Regions from separate parts of the Homo sapiens genome. Here regions 2 and 3 are each linked to region 1. A link is a loop called in an ENCODE intact Hi-C map of the cell type or tissue named here. Cell type or tissue: PC-9. All regions are shown on one strand.

Region 1 (8,000 bases):
CAAAGCCCCACTTCATGATTGACAGCTGGGGTGTGCTTCCTCCCACAGAAGCCCTTTACAGTCTGAAAGCAGGAAAGAGTGAGTGGGAAAAAGAAAAGGGAGATGGGGGGCAAAAAGGGAATTGGGCTAGATGCCATTGCTAAACACCCGAAATGAGAGAGGCTCATTTAAAGAGAAAGACAAACTGAGTACAACTAATTAAGATTTGATGTCCCATCTAACATATTATTTTCCCATTCATTCATTTATTCATGACTCATTTACTGAGAACCCACTGTGTGCTTTATGGGTATTGGTGATACAAATGAATAATATAACATAGGGCGTAGGCCCACCTGGTCATTGTCCAGTGAGTGAAATAAACATGCAAAAGACAATACAGTATAGGATATGCCACCACAGAAGTAGGAATCGGCAGCCTTGGGGAGTGGGGAGACACTTCACAAAGGAGGTGACATTTGAGATAAGTCTCTAGGTTTTGGGGCAGAGAAGGAGGGGATAGGATGTAAAGGGCATTCCAGTGAAAGGGAACAAACTTGTATAAAGGCATGGATTATGAAAGCCCATCCTTGTGAAGTAGGTTTTGTGGTCACCATTTACAAATGAAAAAACTGAGGCTCAGCTTAGGGAGCAAAAGAGAGCGCAAGGCTCTAGACTCCAAGATCGGGCATCTCTCCCTCTCCACTGCACAGGGGACTTGTGCCCGCAGACCCCTTCTGAGATTTCTTGCCTCTGTAGCGCGAAATAGAAAAGATGGAAAATCCAAGGAGGTGAATTGGAATTTTTACTTCTTCACCTATTAAAACACTGCAGATTTCAAATCAAAGAACTCGTCTGCGGGAGTGTCTGGATTTTGTGAGTTTTGTGCCTGTGGCCGAGTGGAAGCGGAGAGGAGTGAGAGCGCTGGGCGACGCGGCCAGCCAAGGCGAGGCCGGTCCCTCCCGGGCTTGGGCTCTGTCCCTGCGCGTGAGCCGCCTGCAGCCTTCCGAGGGGCAGCACCGCGACCAGGAACACGCGAACGCGAGTCCAGACCCGGGTTTGGAAAAAGGGAAGAAGGAGAGGAGGAGAAGGGAAGTTAAAAAGAGAGAGAGAAAACAAGGATGAACGATGGGGAGAAGGGAGGGCAGAAGAGAGAAAACAGAAGCGGGAAATTCGACAGAGGAGGAGAGGCCCAAAGGGCGGGGAGCAATGCGGGGAAGGGAGAAGTGGGAGGGAAGAAGAGGAGAGGAGTCAGTGGCGGTGGAAGGAAGGGGAAGAACCAGAGAGAAGAAAAGAGGTTAAGGAAAAGAAGAGCAATGCAAAGTCGGGGCCCCGAATAGTGCCGCATTCTGTGGGCACACGCCGGGCAGATAGAAAGTATAGACGCGACGCGCTCGGCCCCTCGTCGGGCGTCGGGTCCTGGTGCTGTCGCTCAGGTGCTGGTCCCCAGCTCCAAGCCCGCCTCGTAGTCGGCGCTGCGGGTGAGATCGCCCGCAAGCACTCAGTTTACTGGCGGCTGCCTACCAGCGGCTCACTTTCCTCGGGGCGCCTAAAGCTCCCCGCCCGGCATTGCCCCGGGAGCGAACGCTGAGCCCCTGGGACCCAGCCCCGACTCGGCGCAGCGGTTTCCCTCTCGGCTTGCGCCCGGGAGAACCCCCTCCGTCGTGGCGTCGGACGGCGATGCCAGGGCTGAGCGGTGAGCTGTCCCGGGTCCCGCGCTTTGACCGCGGACCAGCCTCAGGGTCCCGCCGCGGAAGCAGGGGGCGCGCCTGGGGCCAGCCTGTAGACCCCAGAGTCCGGCGGCAGGACCCCCGGCGCCACCCGGACACCTGGCAGCAGTTCTCGCCTGCCCTGCAGCCGCCTCTGCATGGAGAAAGAGAATGAAAGAAAACAATTCTAGATGGAGAGGAGGGGAGGGGAGGCCAGTTTGCAAATACTTCGGGAATGAAGTTCCTCAAAGACGCGTTGCGGGCCTTGTCTAATGCTAGGCTGTGACTTGGCCTCTTAACATCTATTTTCTCACGCCTGTAATCCCAGCACTTTGGGAGGCGAAGCGGGTGAATCACGAGGTCAGGAGTTCAAGACCAGCCTGGCCAAGATGGTGAAACCTGGTCTCTACTAAAAAATACAAAAGTTAGCCGGGCGCGGTGACAGGCGCCTGTAATCCCAGCTTCTCGGGAGACTGAGGCAGGAGAATCGCTTGAACCTGGGGGGCAGAGGTTGCAATGAGGCGAGATCACGCCACTGCACTCCAGCCTGGGCGACAGAGTGAGGCTCGGTCTCAAAAAAAAAAGAAAAAATCTATTTTCTCTAACAGCCTAATGATTAGTCCTCTGGGCGTGTCCCTCCCTCCTAGTTTAATCACCGGCCCAGGCGCCCTCATTTACTTGCTTCCGCGGCCACCAGGGCCCCCTGGGCAAGCAGCTCCGCAGAGAGCCCGCCGGCACTCGCGGACGCTTCTAGGCTGGGAGCGGGGAGGAAATGTCACCGGCCCCAAACTCGGCCCTAGGGAAGGCCATCCGCGTCTATACTTCTCAGTGTCCCTGTCGTGCGTTTTCCTTCCAACCCCATGCACACTCATTCCAACATAAAGTCGTGGAAACGGGCGTGCACTGGGCTGTTCCCGCCGAACACCGGGCGCGACTCAGGCTGCCGGAGGCTTCCCGGGCGCGGAGGCTCGGCGGGGTCCCCTTTACGCAGCAATTCCAATGAACAACTAAAGTCCGTACAGATTTTGATTGGAACAGACCCTAAGACTAAGAGCCTGGAAAGAAAAAGGCAAATCACCCAATAAACGCCTGTCTTCGCGACTCTCTAACCCGGTCGTATCGCGAGGGATCCGGATATTGAAAGCCCCTTTGCCGGAAGACTCGGGCGCTGGGAGAAGCCCGCATGGGACAGGCTGCCCCAGTGCCCGCCGGCTCCCTAGAATCGTGCAGCTCTGACCCTTTCCAACGAGGAAAAAATGTTTTTATAAACAATGTTTTAAAAAAAACCGCACACTTTTTTAAAAAGTCAGAATCTCGCTCTTGTCGCCCAGGCTGGAGTGCAGTGACGAGATCCCGGCTCACTGCAGCCGCGAACTCCTGGGCTCAAGATTTCCTCCTGCCTAAACCTCTCCAATAGCTGGGACTACAGGTTTCCTCTTGCCTCAACCTCTCCAGTAGCTGGGACTACAGGCGTGCACCACCATGCCTGTTTTTAATTTTTCTTTTGTAAAGACAGGGTCTCCCTATATTGACCAGGCTGGTCTCGAACCTCTGACCTCAAGCTATCGTCTCACGTCGGCCTCCCAAATGTTGGGATTACAGGCTTGAGCCACCGCGCCCGGCGATAACTCACACTTTTATTAGTTTTTCTTTTCTTATCTTTTTTTTTTTCTCAGTTTTTTATGAGGGTAACGGACGGGGCCAGGGTCATTTATGATTTGGGATCTTGGGGCAGTCAAGTTTGCAACTTCAGCTCAAAAGTCTTACGCTCGGAGCGCGCAGGCTCAGCGCGGGCTGCGAGACTGCGAGTGGAGGGCTTGGGAAGCCGCGGTCTTCGGGAAACCGTCCACGCGGGGAAGGAGAAAGGCACGGTGGGTCCTCGGGGGCACTGGCTCTGTGGCCCGAAGTCCCGGGAGCCTAGTGAGGACTAGACTTCTTTCTAGTAAGAGACCTGAACGTGCCCTCCCGCTGGGCTGCGGACACTGGGAGCCGGGCCGGCGGGTGGCAGGACAGGCAGTAAGGTGCTCATGGGGAACACTGCCCCGGGGAGCTACCGGCCTGGGCCTTGGCCGCGGGCTGGGGCGGTGCGCGCTCCCCGCACCGCGCGCACACTCCTGCACACACACCTGGAGCGCGTCCCGGGGGGGAGGGGGAGGAGAGCCAAAACGAGCGTCTTAAAATAGAGAGCCAGGCAGAGGAGCGCGAGACACCAGAGCGGGAGGCAGCGACTGAGAGCCGCCGGGCACTAGGCGCGCAGGTCGGCGCCGGAGTGGCACGGGCGGGCGGGGGCGGGGTGGGCGCGGACGCCCCTCAGCACACACTCCGCACCCGGCCCTGCAGGAAGCTCGCGCTGATTGACAGCTGCGTTGTCCCAAAAAGGCTCAGCGAAGATGCTGATCTGCGGGTGGGTCTAGACGCGCGGCAGGCGCGCCCGCTACCCGCTCTCCTCCGCGCGCCACCCGAGCCCCGCCGCCTCCCCAGCTGCCGGGAGCGGGGCCCAGGCCCCGCCGTCGCGCCAGCCCCGCGGCCCCAGCGGGCCGGGCACTCGCAGCCGCGCTCGGGCCGGCGGACGCTCGCGCCGGCTCACCATGCACTGCCACGCCGAGCTGAGGCTGAGCTCGCCCGGCCAGCTCAAAGCAGCCAGGCGGCGCTACAAGACTTTCATGATCGACGAGATCCTCTCCAAGGAGACCTGCGATTACTTTGAGAAACTTTCCCTCTACTCCGTGTGCCCGTCGCTGGTCGTGCGACCCAAGCCCCTGCATTCCTGTACGGGTAAGACGCTCCGCTAGGGGATAAGTGGGGTTCGGTAGCTTTCACGTCCGTGTAGGTGGCCTGTGCTTTGCGATCCGAGGGCGAGAGGAAGGGTTAAGTTAAGGGATTCTTTTCCTGCGCCTCAGCAAGCGGTGGGCATTGCAAAGGCATCTGCGACGTGGCCGGGAAGGACCACGCAAGGTGTGGATGGCACGAGTGGAAATAAAGGCGGCAGGGCCTTAGGAGTGGGCTGCTCGCGCAACGCCTGATTGTCCTGCTCGGAGGAGAACGCTTCCTCGTTTCCTGCTGAAAGTTCAAACACTTGAGCAGGTTCAGCGTCTAAATCGTTGTTTCAGGAAGTGGTGGTGTGTGTGAATTTCAAACTTGAGCTTGGCGGCCTTGCATCTCACCTTGAGTTAACTTGTCCAGCCTCCTACTGTCTCCACTGTGAATTTTGCAAGTAAATCAGTATCCTGAGGTTCTCAACAAAATCTCGAATTCACTGAGCTTTGCTTACAATGATCGCCCTCTGAGAAAGTAGTTCTGAAGTACATTGTCTTTGTGGCACAAGCCGAAAAGGTCACCCTCGTTTGTCTTAAGTCAAGCCGAAAAGGTCACCCTCGTTTGTCTTAAGTGACCAAAACCAGCAATGGTAACAATGAAAACATTACTCACACCTGGTTTTCTCTCTTCACGGGAGGTAAGAGCAATAGTAAAGATAAAGAGAACTTAATACATATATTGAAAACGTAGTAGAGTTTCTATCGAAAATAAATCCAAGGTACTTTTAAAATTTTGAATGCATTAAGAGAAGATCCAAGTTTCAAAGTATCTCGGCATTGTTAGGATTTAGGTTATGGAACATGGGTATAATAAAACGAAAAAGAAGTAGGAGCACTTTTTATCAGAAAAAAGTTATTGAGTGTGCTTTCCATTAAAGGTAAGCATAAAGTATTTCCAAACCAAAAGAACCTTTGAGATTGTTAGTTGCATGAGAGGCATGAGATAAATTAAATTACACTTAAAATGAAAAAATGAAGGGCCAACAGTTTTGGAAGATATTTTTTGGAACATTTGAGTTGTTAATGCTCAATGCGTGGAATCCTGTATTTTCTCTTGGTTCCATTGATAGTCCCTATATGACAATCAGTAAACATATGATAAATACATACAGTGAAGTTCTTTTAAAACCAAATTGTTCCTACATGTATTTGGTTGTAAAATGTATACTGTATTCAGTTATGCCTTTTTAAAGTTAATTTGTCTGTAAGGTAGAATTAGGCCTGATGTCCCATAACAAGCCTTGTAATACTGAATTTTTAAAACCAAGAAATATATGAAACAAGGAACAAATAAGAAATTTTAGAAACAAGATAGATCTCCTGAGAACTGATATTTTTACATTTGTGTATAGGTGGTTGTGGACCCTTGGACACATACATACTGAATAGGGGTGATAAGTTGAATATTGTTTTGAGCACAAATCATCCTTTGTTATAATAACTCAATTCCCTTCGAGGAAAAAGAGAGGATCTGTTTCAGTCATTAACATTGCGTATGGGACATTCCCAGGACAAAACAGAACAACTTCTAAGCACCTAGGTAGAGCCTAGTGCCGGCAGAATTTTCAGTGACTTTGTGCTGTGTTGACTTGAAGGCAGCTTTTCCTGGCTTATAGGAGTCACAGAATTGGATCATAGAAGAAAACGTGGCAGAAGAGGAGTAATAAATAGCTGCAGAGAATAGTCATTCAGTCAGAGGTGGCTGAGTAAGTGTCGTGTTTTATTGAACCTTGTGTGGGAAATAAATCAGAGGAAAAAAAAATGATTCATATGTAGTTTTGTGAGTGTTATAAGTGAAATGCACGTATTTCACAGACTTAAGTGTTGCTCAGTCTTGTGCTTTTCGAAGTTCACTGATGGTTCGTGGTAGAGGGTGGCTGTTGGCAATGGTTTTCTGGCTCCGTTATTCCAGTACTTTCTTCTTTCGGATTGTTAGTTGAAAATGTGTCGTTATTTTGCTCTAGTTGAGAATTAAAATATAGAAACTGGGATTTGCTGGTGGAATTAAACCCATAAAAACTGGCTACAATAGTTCATACTTTCAGATCATAAGCCTTCAGTGGGTTTACAGTTACAGTTAAAGCCTTACATGTATTAGATCATGGGAATCCCATTAGTGTCTTCTCAGGGGTTTTGCAAATACCATACTTTCAAAGCATTTTTGTTTTTAACAGTTAAGGTCAGGACAAAAATCTTTGATTAGATGAATGTAATCTTTTTTCTTATTAATTAAAAACAACAACAATAAGTTGCTGGCATCCCAAAGGACACTGTAATTTTCTTCTTTTCTTTTCTTTTTCTTTTTTTTTTTTTTTTTTTTGCTAGATGGAACTAAATGTTGAGCACTGGTGGTGGAAGCAATGCATAAAAAGTTCAAGTGAAAGGCATACATTGGAATTAAAGTTACTGAACTTTCTCAGCCTTTCATTTGCTGATTTAAGATTTAAAGACGTGTAACAGAAGTGAACTGTGTCAGGTAAAATAATGAAAACTAAGAGAAAAAAAAGGCCTCAAAATTAAAAAGTTACCAGCATGTACAATAAGTGCATAAAATTGGGATGGAAAGAAAACTACAGCATTAAAAAAAAAAAAAACACTGCATAATGAAACAGTTCATGCTCTGTGGATTTAGTAACCTAAAGGTCAATTTATGGTACCAAATATCAGGCAGAATAGCATGTATTCAAGCAAACTGAGAAATGGGAATAGTTTTCATCTCAGGCAGATAATCACCTGACAGGAATTTATTGTTCGACATTCTAGCCTTGATGGAATCCTCACCTTCCAAAAATTGTTGTTTAACAGACGCTTTCTTATTATAAACACAATAATTTTAGTCTTGGAAAGATGTCTCTAAATTTCTCTCGGTTTCCTAGTACGTCTCGTAAATCATCCTAATAGACACTGCAAAAGGGAATCCTTTCCCTGTAAGCCTCACCACAGAACGGTTTATCATCACATTTAAACTAAAATTTAAACAGCTAAGCCCAAAAGAATGCCTCCATTTGAAAAGAGTTGTGTCATTCAGGCCATTGGTGAGGGGTGGAATATGCTTAGAATTAAGTTAGTATATAAAAAGTTGGTTTTATTCTTAAATCTGTAAACAGTAATCCCTACTCAGAAGGCAGTGTAATGCCATTTAGAAATCAGCGATGAGCTCTCCAACTTCAGAGCATTGACCGTCATTACAAAGGCCAAAAGAGAGGTGCATTTTAGGATATCATAAATACACTTCATTTAGGATGCTTTATTTTCTTTTTCCGGTTGTGATTAATGTTTCTTGGTGGAAAAGCCCACTTGAAGAAAGCTGGTTTCTTGGGGTAGAATAGTTTGTGGAAGCATCGGCGTGGTCATTTTTGAAGCCTCTGCCTTTCTGTCTGATCTTTAGAATCAGGCAGTTTCTAAATTTGAGGCGTGTTGAGAAAAAATGGATAACTTGCTTCACAAAAATAAGGATTGTTACAATTACCCTAAGGGTTTTCACATGAAGATACTG
Region 2 (8,000 bases), 220 kb after region 1:
CAGTTGTCAGCCCTTGCTTTGAAAGACAGGAAGATTGGTGATAAAGTCAGAGTTGCCCCCAAGAGGCTCTGCAGGAATAAGGACACATTCCATTCCCTCCCAGGGAGGGAGGAGCAGCGGATGGAAATAGCTAGGAGAGGAGAGGAGCACAGAGAAGGAGCCACAGAGTGAGCCTCTCACAAGAGAGGACAGGGATTAAAGCCACCGAAATCCATCAGACTTCCTCTCTGCTTTGCATTTTAAAAGCACCCGTTGCAATCATTGGCCACATCTGCTATCCTCATCAGCAGAAAGCAGAAATTATTTAGAAGCTCCTCACCTGTCCCCCTGAGTTAAATCAACGTTGCACTTGCTTGTTATTTCCATGTATTTCAATAGCTCCCAGAGGAGTAGTTCCAAGAATATGGACCTGGAATATTTCCTCTGACATAGAATTGCCAAATCTGTATTTTGTCAAGTAATGATGTTAAAAGAAAACAAAATGAAATGAGAAAACAAATAAACATCAAGCAACTGCTATTATCACCATGATTTTTTTAAGGGGGCATTTTCATGCCAAATAAATAAATGAAGCTCTTTACACAGCTCTTCCTTTTCTGATTTTGGCATGGTCTTTAGCTGTGGTCCCAGGGGATAAGGACCTACTGCTATTGGATAAGGAGAAACTATGTTTCTGACTCCATTTCCTACCATTGTCCCTGATCTGCTTCCCTCCCCTAAAAGACACCCTTTAGCCCACCTCGATACACCAGGATGTACTGCATCTTCTCACCCTGTGCACACTGCACAGAGCCCACTCCTGCATCTACCTGGGAACGCTTGCTCCTCCTTGAGCTGGCAGAAGCCTTCACCTCCTCTCCACAAAGGGGACCACCCTCCCCCATGCCATGGGAATAGTATTCATCATATTACTCTGCAATTGGTTACATTTACAAGTCTCCTTCTTTCCCTCCGCAAACTCCGTGAGGGCAGAGGTGATATCTTACTCACCCTTATAGACCTAGGCAACCAGAAGAAAACCCCCTCCCCAGAGGTGCTCAGCCACCCAGGGAGGAGGGGGTGACCCACGCAGCGTCCCCTCAATTCACCAAGAATATGCCCAGGACTGTGCTGGCCATCACTGAGGCAACACCAAAGTAGACAACGAGGTCCTTGCCCTTGGGGAGTTTACTTTTAGGGAATTTGTTTAAATCAACCAGAAGTCAGTGAGACAATACAAACCATTTGGAAGCAGTGTGAGTCAACCGCGGGCATAATAGCCCAGGGAATTTAAATGGAAGGGAAATCATCTCAGGGCGGGGTTGGCCAGAGGTGGTTTCATGGAAGAGTTGAGTTTTCATCTAGGCCTTGAAAGAAGTATAGAATTCAAATTGGCAGAAGAAAGCAAAGATAAGTCAAGGAAGGTAAGGAGTGGGAGTGAAGGCTTGAAAGAATTACACAGTGGCAAAAACAAGCAGGGCACCAGGGTTAGAACCATGCTGTAAGAACTAAGGAACTCAGCAGGGGAGCCCTGAGGGGAGGCAGGTTGGAAAGATAGACTTGAACTGAATGCCAAGCAGAGTAATATAATTTTATCGCTGGAAAGATTAGGCATCTCCAGTCCAATCCACCCATTTTACAGCTGAGAAAACTGAGGCACAGGGAGAGTGACTTCCCAGGAAAGTAGGAGCAGCAGCAGCAAACATAAAAGCAATGGCAGACATCTGCAGGACTCTTCCAACACGTTGGGCATTGCGCTAAGCACTTTATGTGCATATCTCATCTAATTACTACAACAACCCTAGGAACTAGGCACTAGATATAACCCCATTTTGCAGGTAAGAAAGCTAAGAAGGCAAGCAGCTGGCTCAGGGTCACAAGGTAACGTGGCCAAGCAACAGAGTCAGCACTTTGGAATTGCTCTCACAGGGTGCCTGTGCTCCTGGAAAGAAGGTAGGACTTGAAATCAAAAGACATGCATTCAAATGCCGGCTCCACCTCCAGAGTCATATGACCTCGGGTGAGTTACCTAACCCTACTGACCCTCTGTTTCCTCATTGGTACAAAGGAGATAATAATTCCTACCCCACAGGATTTCTGTGGGGATTAAGAAAGCTTAGAAGTGTCAAGTTCTTGGCCCGTAGTATGAGCTCAGTAAACGTTACGCCCATCCCCTCCCCTTCCCACCATCCCCTTCCTTCCATTAGCCTTGACGCTACCTCTACGGTCCTGCAGCTGCAACTCCCCACCCCTGTCCCACAGATGCAGGCCTCCTCTGTCCCTGGACACTGGACTTCAGGCTGAGGTGTCCTGCCTTGGAGGTAACTGCATGGTGGAGGGGAGAGGAAGGGAGGAGGAAGAATCTGGTTTTTCTCATAGCTCATTTGGCCCTAATGATGTTACTGGCATGGGAGGGAGAACAGATCTGCTGCCCTACTTGGAGTGAGGTGTGCAAAGCCCCACAGTGAACCAGTGGAAAGACACAAGTGGACCGTTGTCATAGAATGACCTCTGGCTCCCTGGTTTCTTGAGTTCCTTGTTCCCTTTCCACCCTCTTTACTAAAACTCTCCAACACAGTGAGTTGTCTGCTGCTTAACTGTTCAATTCGAGGCCTCCAAAAACATGCATAGAGAGACAGTTGGTAGGGACCCAACAACAATAACAAGAACATTGCTCAAACTTGGTTGTCCGCAATGGAGAGAGATGCAGAATTTTCATGCCTGGCTAAGAGGTGGGACAAGATGAACATCCTCCTTGTCAATTTTAAGTGTTTAGAAAATATAACAGCTTCTTGGCCTCTTGAATGGGGGTCTGCTTGGTTGCAAACCACCAGCCAACCCCTCAAGTGTTAGCAAGCTTGAGCAAATCTGTGAAATTAGTGTTTGGGGGCTACTGAACTGAATTAACTGGGTTTTCAAGGCACTCTGGAGAAAAGGTCATTTTAGGTGAACCATGAGTTAATAAGGCTGCGTATTGTAGATGATTTCTATTGGAGTTAATGCAGGTGATGGATGACTCGGGACAGACATCGGGGTGGAATCTGACACTTTTAAAGTACCCAGTGTGTGCAAGGCACCATACCAGTGCTTCACGGGTGCCGTCCTGCTCAATCGTTCCAACAACCCTACGAAGTGATGAAACCAGTGCTTGCAGTTAGCCAGTTCTGCGTTTCATTCACAGCCCTGCTTTCTAGTTGTGTAACTGAGGAGCATTATTTAACTTCTCTCAGCCCTGATTTCCACAGCTGAAAAGGACTCACCTCCTAGAGGAGCTCAGAAGGTTGAAAGAAATTGTATGTGAAAGAACACGCCAGCTCCTGGCTCGGGCTGGTGGTCCTAAACAGTTGACTATCACTGAGAGCTGGGGAGGTTAGAGGGCTTCAGGAGGCCGTGGGCTCACCAAACCCCAAAGCTTGGGAAGGCTTTGATTTTGTCTTGTTACATCTAAATGCATTTTACTCTGTTGAAAATGAGGGTGAGTGTATTGGTTGATTCTGGAGTGTTTTTGGAAAGTGTGAGCGAGCCCCAGCATAGAAGTCAGGAGTCTCATGCAAGTTTCAGGCCCTCAGTTTCCCACATCTGTAAAATGATACCACTGGACGTGGTGATCTCCAAACTTCCTCCTGCTCTGTGAGTCTCCAGCACTCAGAACCTTCCGCTGCAAAACACAAACCCATTTGTATAACCTTAACAGCCTCAATCCGGCTTTTCACATGTGACAGGCAGCTTGGGAGGTACAAGAAAAATAACTCAAATAATTTCAAAACAAAACAAAGCAGGCTATACTCACTGCCTCTGGATTGGATACGCTTTCCATTTCTTGCCCTGTTCACCTGCACAAGGAACATAAACAAGATTATTATTTCTTTTAATAACACACACATTGTCTACCTGGCTTTTCATTTGGGCCCTGTGCCAGCCATGTGGATAAGATCTTTCAGGAACTTTTATAATGTCACATACTTATGCAAATTGGCCAAGTGTTTATAGCAACAGGCACCACAACAGGTTTCAATTAGCGAAAAGCAGCCAGGCAACCTAAGCAGCTTTGAGCACTGTGGATGCAGGAGCAAAGCTCTGGTCCTGGGAGGGTGGGGTAGATTTGTTGAAAGGACAGATTCTGGAGCACTTCAGGCTTCATGGCTGCTGCCTGGTTAAACCACACTGGTCAAAACCACTCCAGCTCTTGAATCTGGGTTTCCTGTTTTTTCCAGCAACAGGGTGTGACTGTCCCATTGCAATGGATTCCAGAGGGTGTGACTGTCCCATTTTATGGGTTGCTGAGGGCCATACACTAGGTTGGCTGCCTATGGATCCAATTCCACCCTCCATCATATAAACTCCTGAGGGGTGGCCATGCCTGAGCAGCCCCTCCAGTGTGAAGCCATGTGTGAACTCAGCCTACGAGCCACAGGCTCATGTGTGCGGTGATCAGGAGTGGGACCTTTAAAGTTAGACAGACCTGGGTACAAGACTTGGGTTCATGGCCCAACTCCACTACTCACTAGCTATAAGACTGGGCAAAATACTTACCTTCCTTGCATCTCATTTTCCTTATTTGTAAAACAGAAATAGCCAGACCTGGGTGTCAATCAGTCTCACTTTCTAGGTATGGGTAATGCCACCCATCTCACTGGGTTGCCTGAGAGTTAAATGTTATTAAGTGTTTATTTCTGATGTAGTAAGTGTTTGATCAATGGGCCTCATCATCATCATCATATCATCATCATCATCATTATCTAGGACATTTCCCAAGCTGTATTTTGGGGGAGGTATTAATAGGCGATATTTGAACAATGGCTTCTGTGGTCAAATTAATTATGAAAGTACTAACTAAAGAGCACAGGTAGACAAGCTTCCTTCCTGCAAGACTTCTCAGAGCCTAATGAGAGCTGTACTTTCTGAAAGGCGGTCATGGTGCTTGTTGTTTCTCAAACCAATTTGTTCTTAGAACCTCCTTTAGTTGTGGGCCATTTTGGGGACTAGGGATCCATGAAAATACCTTTGGGAAATCTTAACCAAGACCTAGAACCGGGGAAAAGGAATCTCGAAGAAGAAGTATGTGGTGAGAAGTGAAGAGCAGGACATTTGAAAGAGGAGTAAAAATAGGGCATGAAGAGAAGGGGGTTGGACATGGCCAATGAGTTCTGAGAAGCCACCAAACACCCCACAACGTCCGCTTCCAGCATTGCCCCACTTCTGAAGAGCTCTGCTTCACATCAATGTGTCTTGCATCTCTAGAGAAGCCATCTGGGGAGCCAGGGCAGGCCTTACTATCCCCATTTCTCAGATCACCACAGTCAGGTGCTGACATGCCAGGACCACAGAATCAGGAGGTGGTGCCTCTGAAATGACAGAGCATTTTCCCAATGTCACATTCTAGAGTTTTCTGTGGGAGTGAGAGGAAGGTTGATCTAGATTCTAGATTACAGATCATTTGAACTCCACTTAGCCTGAGATAGTTAGGTAATTCTGATTAATTCTGGCTTATTTTTGGCTTTAGGTATTACCGACTTGTTTTCATTTGTAGCCTCTTTCCAACTTTTACATTTGGAACATTGTAAAAATCTGCTCTGTCAAGAAGCATAATTGGAATTTTCCCACACAAATGTTTAAATGAGGTAAGATTTAGAAGAATCAAATTTCCTCTTCCTGCCTCTTTTCTGCCTTAACCCCATCCCTATCTTTAAAGCTCAGTAGCCTTGGGTTTAATCTCCCAGGCTCAGGTGGCCCTCCTAGCACCCTATGACTTCACCACAGAAATTGCTGAGGTCCACATGTTCCCTTCACAGTCCTTTGGGATAAGGAAAAATCCCAGGGGCTTGTAAATAGTGCAAGAAAGAGCACCCCACCCAGCACTCTATTTAGCTTGGATGAAGAATGCACGCAGTGACATTGCAAAGTGCCCCAGGCAGTGACGGGACCCAGCGCGGCTCCCACACCTCATCACCTGCTGATTGATGACAAGGCTATAGATAGAGCCACATCTATAGTGTGGGTTAGACGTGGTGCTGCATGTGCTGTATGGGGGCTGTTGTTTTCCCCTTTCACACTTGCTGCTTTGCTGAACCAGGGACTCCTCCCTGCTGAGGAGTAGGCAGAAGCAGTAAACATTTTGACCAGATGGAGGTGATCAATTAATTAGGGACTGAGTGGGAGTGTGCCTGTCTCACTCAAGCTTCTCAAAGCCAGCTCTGGGCACCTGGGAATGCATGTGGGGAAAGGCCTTTCTCTTCTGTTTTGATGTCTGGCCTTTTGTTTTTCTTTTTGTTTTTACTAAGAAAGCAAATTCAAACAAAGCCAAAAGGCTTGTCTTAAGTCTAAGACCCTGAGAACAGGAACTCTTTCCCTAACTCAGCCTTCCAAGATCATTTATGAAGTCTTGGCTGTGTACCAGCGCTGTGTATGGAATTCCTGGAAGAAACTGGGGTAGGAGCTCCCAGGCCAGCTGAAGTGACAAGATTCTCAAACCTCACAGAGGGGAGATGACAAGAAGAGATAATGTCCTAGGAGGCTGTGTTATCGACATCTGCCAGTTTTGTCAGCTCTGTAGGTGAGCCACCGTTCCACAAGGCAGAAGTCCTAGTGGGCTGAAACCCCCATGAGAAGTGTGAATGAGTGAATTAAGCCCTTTTGCTACTGAGGATTCTCATTCGCAGTAAGGTTGCAGAGGGACAATGACGGTGTCCAATGGTAAGGTCTGTGACCTCTTGTTACTTAGACGTTTGGGGCCATCTTGGTCCTTCAGCTTCCCAAGGCTTGTTTTTTCAGTTGTCTCTCTTCAATTCCATGAGCTACTCAGTATCCAGTCCCCTTCCAATATATTCTCTTTTGCTTCAATTAGTCAAGGTCTACGTTTATGGTTGAAAACAAAGAATGCAAAGAGCTATGACCTTGACACCAGAAGCCCTGGTTCTGGGTTACAATATCAGCTCTGCCACTTGCCTATGGTGTAATGCCCACCTTGGACAAGTCACTCTTTGAGGCTAATCCATGAGATGGGGACAATAATAGCCAAGTGTCTTCCTCTTCAAGATGATAGATATCAAAGTGCCTCATGTAAGTATGACATGTTATCATTGTTATTAGCAATGAATGTTTGTAAGACAGGTGCCAATGGAGAGTGGGTAGAGTGATCTTCAGGGAACCAAACTGATGAGAGAAGAGTCAGTAAGGCAGGGAGGAGCAAAAATGAGTTTGAAGTGCTGCAGCTGTACAGGGCATGGCAGGATTCCAGGGCTCACAGTGGAGGCCTTGCACACAGGAAGAACGTGCTGAGCACAGTGGCCCTGTTGGCGATCTTCTGGGTAGAAAGGAGAGAGGAAAGCTTAAGAAGCAAGATCAACTTACAGAAATGTGAGGTACATGCACATTCTGATCCCTATTCTTCAGCCATAGGCTTGAGACAACCCGTAAGTGAGGCTCGAGGGTATGTTACTGTTGCAATGCATTGATTTGACACTGCCAACCATTCTAGATTCTGCTACTAGAGTCCAGAAGACCAAGAAAGGGGTTGTGGTAAGGAAGCCTAAGCTAGCTGGAGACAAAAAATGGAAGGGTAGGCATAAATCAATGGGAGACAATGGAAGAAATGGTGTCATTTGTTAACTTGCAGGTGAGGAGCAGTGTTAGGACAGAAAAAAGGGTAACACATTTGTTGACTACCTCCTCTGTGTCACCTTTTATGTAATCCTCTCAACTACCCTGTGAGATAAGCTTTATTATTCCCATCTTATCGATGAAGAAACTGAGGTTCAGAAAATGTTTAATTCCCCAAGGCTGCTATGTGAAAGAACTGAGCCTTAGGACCAGCTCTGTCTGGCTCTATGTTCTTTTTCACACCGTCACATTAACCTTCAAGAAATAAAGTAGTGAGGCCCAGAGTTTACCATAGGAACCCCTCAGTGGATCTGCTGATGCCAAAAGATGAGCTGAAATATGTTATCATAAAACTTAGAAGGGGGCTGGGCACAGTGGCTCACACCTATAATTCCAGCGGGCTGGGCACAGTGGCTCACACC
Region 3 (8,000 bases), 380 kb after region 1:
TTCCACAGGCTCCTCAGATGATTCTCATGAGCCGTTAATGGTTAACTACACAAGGCTGTGCACAAAGCCCCACTCAGCCAGCCAACTTCCCACGTGTGGGGTCTTAACCTACTGAGTGTCATCAAAATGGCCTCCACTTTCTTGAGCCCACCCAAAAGCTAAAGCTAGAGCCAGGAGGGGATGAACATTCCGGGCCTGTGTGTCCATGGCTTCAAGGTGAACAATGACTGTGTGTCCTCGGAGGTGAAAATCCTTTCTCCTGTCTGGATGCTCAGAGGCAGGCATTTTTCTTTTAGGCTGGAGTTAAATATAGTGCTTAATGCTTTGCAGACTTCTGGAGGGAAACAGGAGCAGCTCAGAGCAGTGGAATGTACTGGGCTGGAAGTCAGTCATCTACAGCCACAGCGCAGGCAGACATCGAAGCCTGGGGGAAGCTCAACCCCAGAGTCGGACCACTTGCTTTAGGGGTATTTATTCAGAGGAATGGGACAGCCCTTGAACGTTTTGCATTTTTCCTACAGTTTCAAAGGCAGCAGTGGCCTAAGCCTGTGTATAACTTGCCAGGTAAACTGGCATCATGAGAATTTCCCTGAGCTGAGCGGTGACAATTGTTTTTGCCATCTTGATTTAGAAGCCAGAACAATTCAGAGAGTTGTAGATAGTGGGGGGGAAAGTCATAAAATCCGTTCTCCATATTCTGCCCCCTTTCGGGCCCAAATCAAGTTTGGCTTCTTTCATGAAGCCACTCACATCCCCCTGTCTCCTTCTTTTGAACTCCTATGACACTTATATATTAGTGGCATATATTTTAACAAAGTTGCTTTTTTTTTTTTTTTTAATCTTTGAGACAGAGTCTTGCTCTGTCACCCAGGCTGGAGTGCAGTGGTGTGATCTTGGCTGACTGCAACCTGTGCCTCCCTGGTTCAAGTGATTCTTGTGCCTCAGCCTCCTGAGTAGCTGGGGTTACAGGCGTGAGCCACCACACCTAAGTTTTGTATTTTTAGTAGAGACAGGGTTTCACCATGTTGGCCAGGCTGGTCTCGAACTCCTGGCCTCAAGTGATCTACCCACCCCTGCCTCCCAAAGTGCTAGGATTAGAGGTGGGAGCCACTGCACCCGGCCTCTATTTTTATTTTAGGTTCAAGAGGTACATGTGTGGGTTTGTTCCATGAGTATCTTCATGATACTGAGGTTTGGGTTTCTAACGATCCTTTCACCCAAGTAGTGAACACAGTACCCAATAGGAAGTTTTTCAATTCTTTCCCCACTCCCTCCCCTGTTTTTTATTTTTATTACTTTGCTTTTGTCTCCATGTCCCCATATCATAAGCCTCTTGAGAATGGAAACCACGTCTAAGCTTCCTTGTATCCCCCTCAGTGCCTGTCATGGTGCTGGGTACAGGGGCACCAATGAGTACCTGTTGAGATGAACAGGGACCACCTTGAAGGGAGAGGGCTGGGGAAAGGAGAAGGCAGGCACAGTAAGAGCTCATGTCCTCTGCATACTGGTTACATGCTGGTGCTGTCATCGGCATTTAACATGTGCTAATCTGCTTAATTTTCACAGCTGCCTTATGAGGTGAACCCACCTTACAGAACAGGTGATTTAGGCACAGAGATGTTACCTGAATGGCCCAAAGTCACACAGCTACTAAGAGGCAAAGCCAGGATCTGAACCCAGAGAGTCCAGCTCCAGAGTCCATGATCTTCCATGTCTCCCACTACTGCAGAAGGACAGCTATCCCCTGGTGGCATGTGGGCAGTAATCAGGCCAGAGAAACGGAGGAAGTATATACTTTCCAGAAAAAAATAAACCAGACCTAGAATCCTTATCCCAACTCAACTTGCAATGACCGCTAAAAAAGGGTCTCTTCAGCATAAGGACAAGGTGTCTGTCCCCAGGGCCTCAGCTCTGCTTCTAGCTATCAACATGTCCAGAGGACACTGACTGTGGCCTCTGCTCTCTCCCACCTCCCAGAGCTCCTTCCTGCCTCTTCATAGATGAGGGGAGAGATGATGGGAGACAGAGGGTGGCATTTGCCAATGGAGACTAGCCCCAGGTCAGAGAGCCTGGGCTGGCACTTAGGAGTTCCCTGCTGGGAGCGACCCCCAGCCCAGCTGCATGCACCAAACTCCACCCAGCAAGAGAATTCTCACTGCCCTAGAAAAGCAGCTCCCCAAATTTAAACAATCCTGACCCCACCTTCTGCCTCCTGCACATACTTTCTTTGAAATCTTCCAATGCTGAGTAAAGGAAAGATTATTTGATGTCTCTGAGTCTCATCTCTACAAAACCAACCCTGGATGGCCACGTCCAAAGCTACCAGAGGTAACCCCAGTTCTGCTCCAGGGGAGGGGATAAGACAGCATCGACTGCCTTGCAAGGAAGGATCTTGCAACACGCAGCCCGAGAAGAACCTTTCAAGGAGGACAGGGGAAGACTTTATTTTAAAAGTAGTGACTGTTTCAAGGATCTACCTTATGAAGTAAAAGTGAACTTCTTGCTCCAGTAAGTAATTTAAAAGACAAATACGTTCACAGACATACATAGCAACAATGAAGAAACCATAAACCATCACACCAGTTGTCCAAGGCATAAACTGTCAGTGTGGTTCCAAGAGACATTGGCTTGGTTTGGTTTTGATGGAAATCTCTGTATTATCTATTTTTTCCCTAAATGCAAAGTGAAGAGTGTTTTTATCCTTCCTTTATTCACTCAGTGAACACCTACTAAGTGCGACCTCCAGTCCTCAGGCTGCATGCTGGAGATTCAAAGGTGAATATGAACTCAATGAGATGACAGCCCAGAAGACAGAGATGGATAAGTAAATAGTCTCAAGTGCAGTGAAAATTTTGGATTTCTGGGATAGGCGCTATTGATTCTATAAAGGGGACAAACCATGAAGGAAGAGTTAGACGAACCCAAAGGCCATCACGGAGGAGGCAGTGCTTCTGCAACATTGCGAGGAACTGCAAGTAGTATAAAAAAGCAACAGCAGGCGTCGGGGAAAATAGTGAGAATGAACACTGGACATGGATGTGGTGGCACACCTGTGGTCCCAGCCACTCAGGAGGCTGAGGTGGGAGGATTGCTTGAGCGCAGGAGGTTAAGGCTACAGTGCGCAGTGATTGTGCCACTGCACTCCAGCCTGGGCGACAGAGAGAGACTCTGACTCTAAAAAAAAATGAAAATAAAATAAAATATTAAAGACGTAGACAGGAGTCAGATCATGGAGTAAAAGAATTATTCCATTAATGCAGCTCTTGTAAGCACTTCCATCTGACGTAGCCGAGGACTTGATTCAAAATCCTTTCTTTGACCTGCATTGCCTAGAATTCTCCGAGAGAAAACAAGCTTTGCAGACTCTCAAAGGGAATGTCTGGCCATGGTGGAACGCGGGCCCTTGGAGGACTGGCCGGGGCTATGACTCTGGAAGCAGCAAGGGAGGCAAGTGCGCAAGCCTCACCGAGAAGGGAAGACCAGGCTGCTCTCAGCTCTCGGCCGGGCTCCTCACACACCGGAGTGGGCCTAAAGTTCGAGGAGCTTCTTTCTCCTTTTCTCCCCGCAGTGCTTAACGTCTCGGGCCACGGGCTGCCAGCACTCACCTTCTGCCGAGGCCGCCCTGCGGCCTCCCTGTTCTGAGGCCCCTGCCCCTCCCTGATGAAACTTCCTCGGTGCTAACTTGGCAAGAACAGGCAAACGCTGCTGTGCTTCCCTTTGCCCATGAAAAGAATGAGGTTTAGGGGAGGCTCTGCACAGTCCTGTGCTGCCCGGGAGAGCTGAGCAGAAGCTGTTGAAGCCGGCCTCCTGGACTGAGCTTGGTCCAGCAGCCTATCCACGTGAGAGCCCTGGCTGTCTGGAGGCACAGGGAGCGGCTGGGCCTGCAGCGTCCCACCTGGAGGGAAAGGACGCACCGCGACGGAGGCGTGGGCCCTGCGCCGGTGCTGGGCAGGCGGCGGCCGCGCGCCCGGGAGCCACGCTTCTCCGGCGGAACGCGGCGCCCCCTGGCGGCAGAACGCTTGTGGCCGCCGTTACGCTCGTGTGGAAACAGCGCCATCTGCCGAACGTTCTGTCACATTGCTGATTGGCCCACACAGATTTTGTAAGGATTTTTCCTTCTGCTTGCTTAAATCAGGCCGTCCTGAGCCTATTCAAAGTGTACTTTTGAAATGAAAAAAGAAACTGACTGTACAAGATGTTTTGCTCGCTGGAAAAACGAGGATGAAAGGAAAATGGGTAGCGATTATCTGAATAACATGTGCTTCCTGTCTGTAGTGAGGTGTGAACATGGTGGGGCCGCACGTTGCAGAGGAAAACGCATGCATTTTGGAGTCAGGCAACTGCAATCAAATTCTCACTAGCTCCGTGAGCTAGGAAAGTTACTTAGCATTTCTGAGCCTCATTTGTCCTTATCTGTAAAGTAGAAGTACATTTACCTTGCAGCATTGTAGCAAAAGTTAAATAAAATAATGTGCATAAAATGAAAATTAAATGTGTATGAAGTAAATCAGATAATATGTATAACAGGTAGGCTTTAAAGTATAACATAAAAATATCACATAGACATTTTTCTAATTGTTAGAATCGTGAAATATTCCTGAAATGGATTTATCAAATGAGAAGATGGAATCTCTCTGAGGTATTTTTAAATTTTCTCTACAATGGTTGATTCTGACCTTTCTGTAAAAGACGATCTATTTCTGGGCACAGATCCTAGAAGCAGAATTCTGCCAAAGTGAGACTCCACTAACATTTATTGAATGTCTGCCACATGCTAGACACTTTCAAAGATGCTCTTTCATTATCGCCAGTAAAATCTGAAGCTTCAGGATCTATTTCCTCTTCCCAGCAGAAAGTTTTGCCAGGAATATTAGAACCTCTTTTTTACAGCCTCTCAAGTACTTTCAAGATTACTCAGAAAATCCCAAAACTTTGAACAACCCAAATGCCAATTAACAGGAGAATCAATGATAGTACATCCATACAATGAAACATTACTGGGCAATGAAAAAGACAAACAACCAGATAAACACCGCAGGAGGGACTCTCAAATCTGAGGCAAAAATAGAAAGTCAGGCCAAAAATATACTGTATTTGCATGAAGTTCTAGAATATGAAAACCTAAATGATGGAGATAGAAATCAGAATCGTTGTCCACACAGGATAGGGGTGGGGATTGACTGCGGAGGGGCACTAGGCAACTTATGGGGTGATGGGCATGTCCTGAATGTTGATCTAGGTGCTGGTTGCACAGTTATGTACAGGCAGTGGTGTGCTGAAGCCTGCTGGCACCATCAAGAGAGTGGACTGTTAATTTTTCAGGATGTTTGCAAGCCAGTCAGCATCACATTGATAGCTTGGAATCCACCGTGGTGGAAATATTTATACTCCAGAAATTGGCAAACACTACAAAGCAGGGCTTTTTTATCCCACCAGAGAGCCAGTTGTAAAACATGTATGAACACACAACTGTATATATTTGCCAAAGCTCATTGAATTATATATTTCAGATCTATGCATTATACTGTATGCAAATTATATTTCAAACATGGGGGGTGAGTACAAGCTCTCCGCTATCAGAGTGTGCAGAGCACAGCTGGAGGCCCATGCTGAGCAGCTGGGGAGAAAGGTTGGAATCAGTCATTTCTGGAATGGAAAAGCAAAATTTAAGAAGTCTTTTCAGTCATAATGGGTCTAAAGCAAGAAAGCAGATCAAAATACATAAGCCTCAGAATAGAGGTGCAAGACTGGGTCAGCATTTTGATAATGGCTGCACAGATTGCAAATCATCAGCCTCACCTTAGCAAGGAGGAACTGGAGGCCCATATCAGAATCCAATGTTCATCATCTATAATTTTATTAATTTTATTCTTTAAATCATCACACAGGCCAGGCACAGTGGCTCACACACTTTGGAGGCTGAGACAGGTGGATCGCTTGAGCCCACGAGTTTGAGACCAGCTTAGGCAACATGGCGAAACCCCATCTCTACAAAATACAAAAAATTAGCCAGGCACGGTGGCACATGCCTGTAGTCCCAGTTATTCAGCAGGCTGAGGGTGGGAGAATCACCTGAGCCCAGGAGTTTGAAGCTATAGGGAGCCATGATTGTGCCACCGCACTCCAGCTTGGATAACAGAATGAGATCCTATCTAAAAAAATATATATATATATATATATATACACACACACACACACACACATTTTTTTTTAGTGTACAGTTCTATAATTTTTACATATGTATAGATTCACATAAGCACTGCCACAATCAGGATTCAAAATAGTGCCATCACACCCCTAAAAACTCCCTCATGTTTTCCCTTTATAATCACAGCCTCTCCCATTCGTAACTCCTGGCAACCACAGATCTATCCTCCATCAGTATTTTATCTTCTCAAAAATGAGAAATACAGCACGTAAACTTCTGAGACTACTTCCTTCCCCATCCCCCAGCATCATGCCTTGGAAAGTGCTCAGCTGCTGCATGTGTAAACAGTTCATTCCTTTCTACTGCTGAGTAGTATTTCATTGTATGGATATACCACAACTTCTTCATGCATTAACCTGTTCAGTCACCTGTTGAAGGACATTTGCTTGGAGCAATTATGAATAGAACATCAGATAATCACAGAATTATCAACAGAACATTTATATAAAGGTTTTTATGTAAGCATAAGTTTTCACTTCTCTAGGAAGTGGGGTTTCTGGGTTATAAGACAAACACGTTAGCTTTATAAGAAATTGCCAAACTTTTCCAGACTGGCTATACCATTTTTTATTCCCACCCACAATGTATAAAATTTGAAATAGAGCTTTGGGAGGCCGAGGCGGGCGGATCACGAGATCAGGAGATTGAGACCATCCTGGCTAACACAATGAAACCCTGTCTCTACTAAAAATACAAAAAATTAGCCAGGCACGGTGGTGGGCACCTGTAGTCCCAACTACTCAGGAGGCTGAGGCAGGAGAATGGCATGAACCTGGGAGGCGGAGCTTGCAGTGAGCCGAGATCACGCCACTGCACTCCAGCCTGGGGGACAGAGCGAGACTCAGTCTCAAAAAGAAAAAAAAAAAAGAATTGCAATAGAGAGAAGAATCAAACAGATGCAATAAAAAATGATATAGGGGATATCACCACTGATCCCACAGAAATACAAACTACCAACAGAGACTACTATAAAAACACTTCTATGCAAATAAACTCAGAAATCTAGAAGAAATGGATAAATTCCTGGACACATACACCCTCCCAAGTCTAAACCAGGAAGAAGCTGAATCCCTGAATAAACCAATAACAAGTTCTGAAATTGAGGCAGTAATAGCTTACCAACCAAAAAAAGTCCAGGACCACACGGATTCACAGCTGAATTCTACCAGAGGTACAAAGAGGAGCTGGTACCATTCTTTCTGAAACTTTTCCAAACAATAGAAAAAGAGAGAATCCTCCCTAACTCATTTTATGAGGCCAGCATCATCCCAATGCCAAAACCTGGCAGAGACACAACAAAAAAAGAAAATTTCAGGCCAATATCCCTGAGGAACATCCATGAGAAAATCCTCAATAAAATACTGGCAAACTGAAACCAGCAGCATCAAAAACCTTATCACCACGATCAAGTCGGCTTCATCCCTGGGATGCAAGGCTGGTTCAACATATGAAAATCAATAAACGTAATCCAGCATATAAACAGAACCAATGACAAAACCACATGATTATCTCAATAGATGCAGAAAAGGCCTTTGACAAAATTCAACACCCCTTCAATGCTAAAAACTCTCAACAAGCTAGGTATCGATGGAACGTATCTCAAAATAATAAGAGCTATTTATGACAAACCCATAGCCAATATTGGCAAAAACTGGAAGCATTCCCTTTGAAAACCAGCACAAGACATGGATGCCCTCTCTCACCACTCCTATTCAACATAGTGTTGGAAGTTCTGGCCAGGGCAATCATGCAAGAGAAAGAAATAAAGGGTATTCAAATACGAACAGAGGAA

Evidence for each region. Hi-C counts contacts between places; a loop is a spot of excess contacts. Peaks named below come from ENCODE experiments on the same cell type or tissue, not always from the same donor. Only the 100,000 strongest peaks of a DNase experiment are listed, where the experiment ranks them.
Region 2: a loop joins it to region 1, with 4 times the contacts of the local background. A loop is called at or near these places in 2 of 110 quality-filtered maps.
Region 3: it touches region 1 in a loop (5-fold over the local background); 74 of 110 quality-filtered maps call a loop at or near these places.

The regions. Positions count from the first base shown.
Region 1 is chr11:129,371,760-129,379,759 of GRCh38, forward strand. BARX2 (BARX homeobox 2) reads left to right here and starts at 4,089. Exons shown (of 4, transcript NM_003658.5): 1 at 4,089-4,463. The coding sequence starts at 4,277. In PC-9, CTCF peaks have their summits at 4,459 and 4,664; DNase peaks (open chromatin) are centred at 1,992, 3,742, 4,392, 4,912 and 1 weaker place; H3K4me3 peaks cover 5,359 bases; H3K27ac peaks cover 2,538 bases; H3K27me3 peaks cover 926 bases.
Region 2 is chr11:129,589,321-129,597,320 of GRCh38, forward strand. No RefSeq gene overlaps it. Among named protein-coding and RNA genes, the nearest start is that of LINC01395, 24 kb to the right of the region's middle. In PC-9, no CTCF peak of the experiment used is centred here; a DNase peak (open chromatin) is centred at 3,981.
Region 3 is chr11:129,746,985-129,754,984 of GRCh38, forward strand. No RefSeq gene overlaps it. Among named protein-coding and RNA genes, the nearest start is that of TMEM45B, 65 kb to the right of the region's middle. RefSeq lists enhancers at 3,060-3,561, 3,562-4,061 and a silencer at 3,849-3,948. In PC-9, a CTCF peak has its summit at 4,039 (motif pointing left); a DNase peak (open chromatin) is centred at 3,907; H3K4me3 peaks cover 347 bases.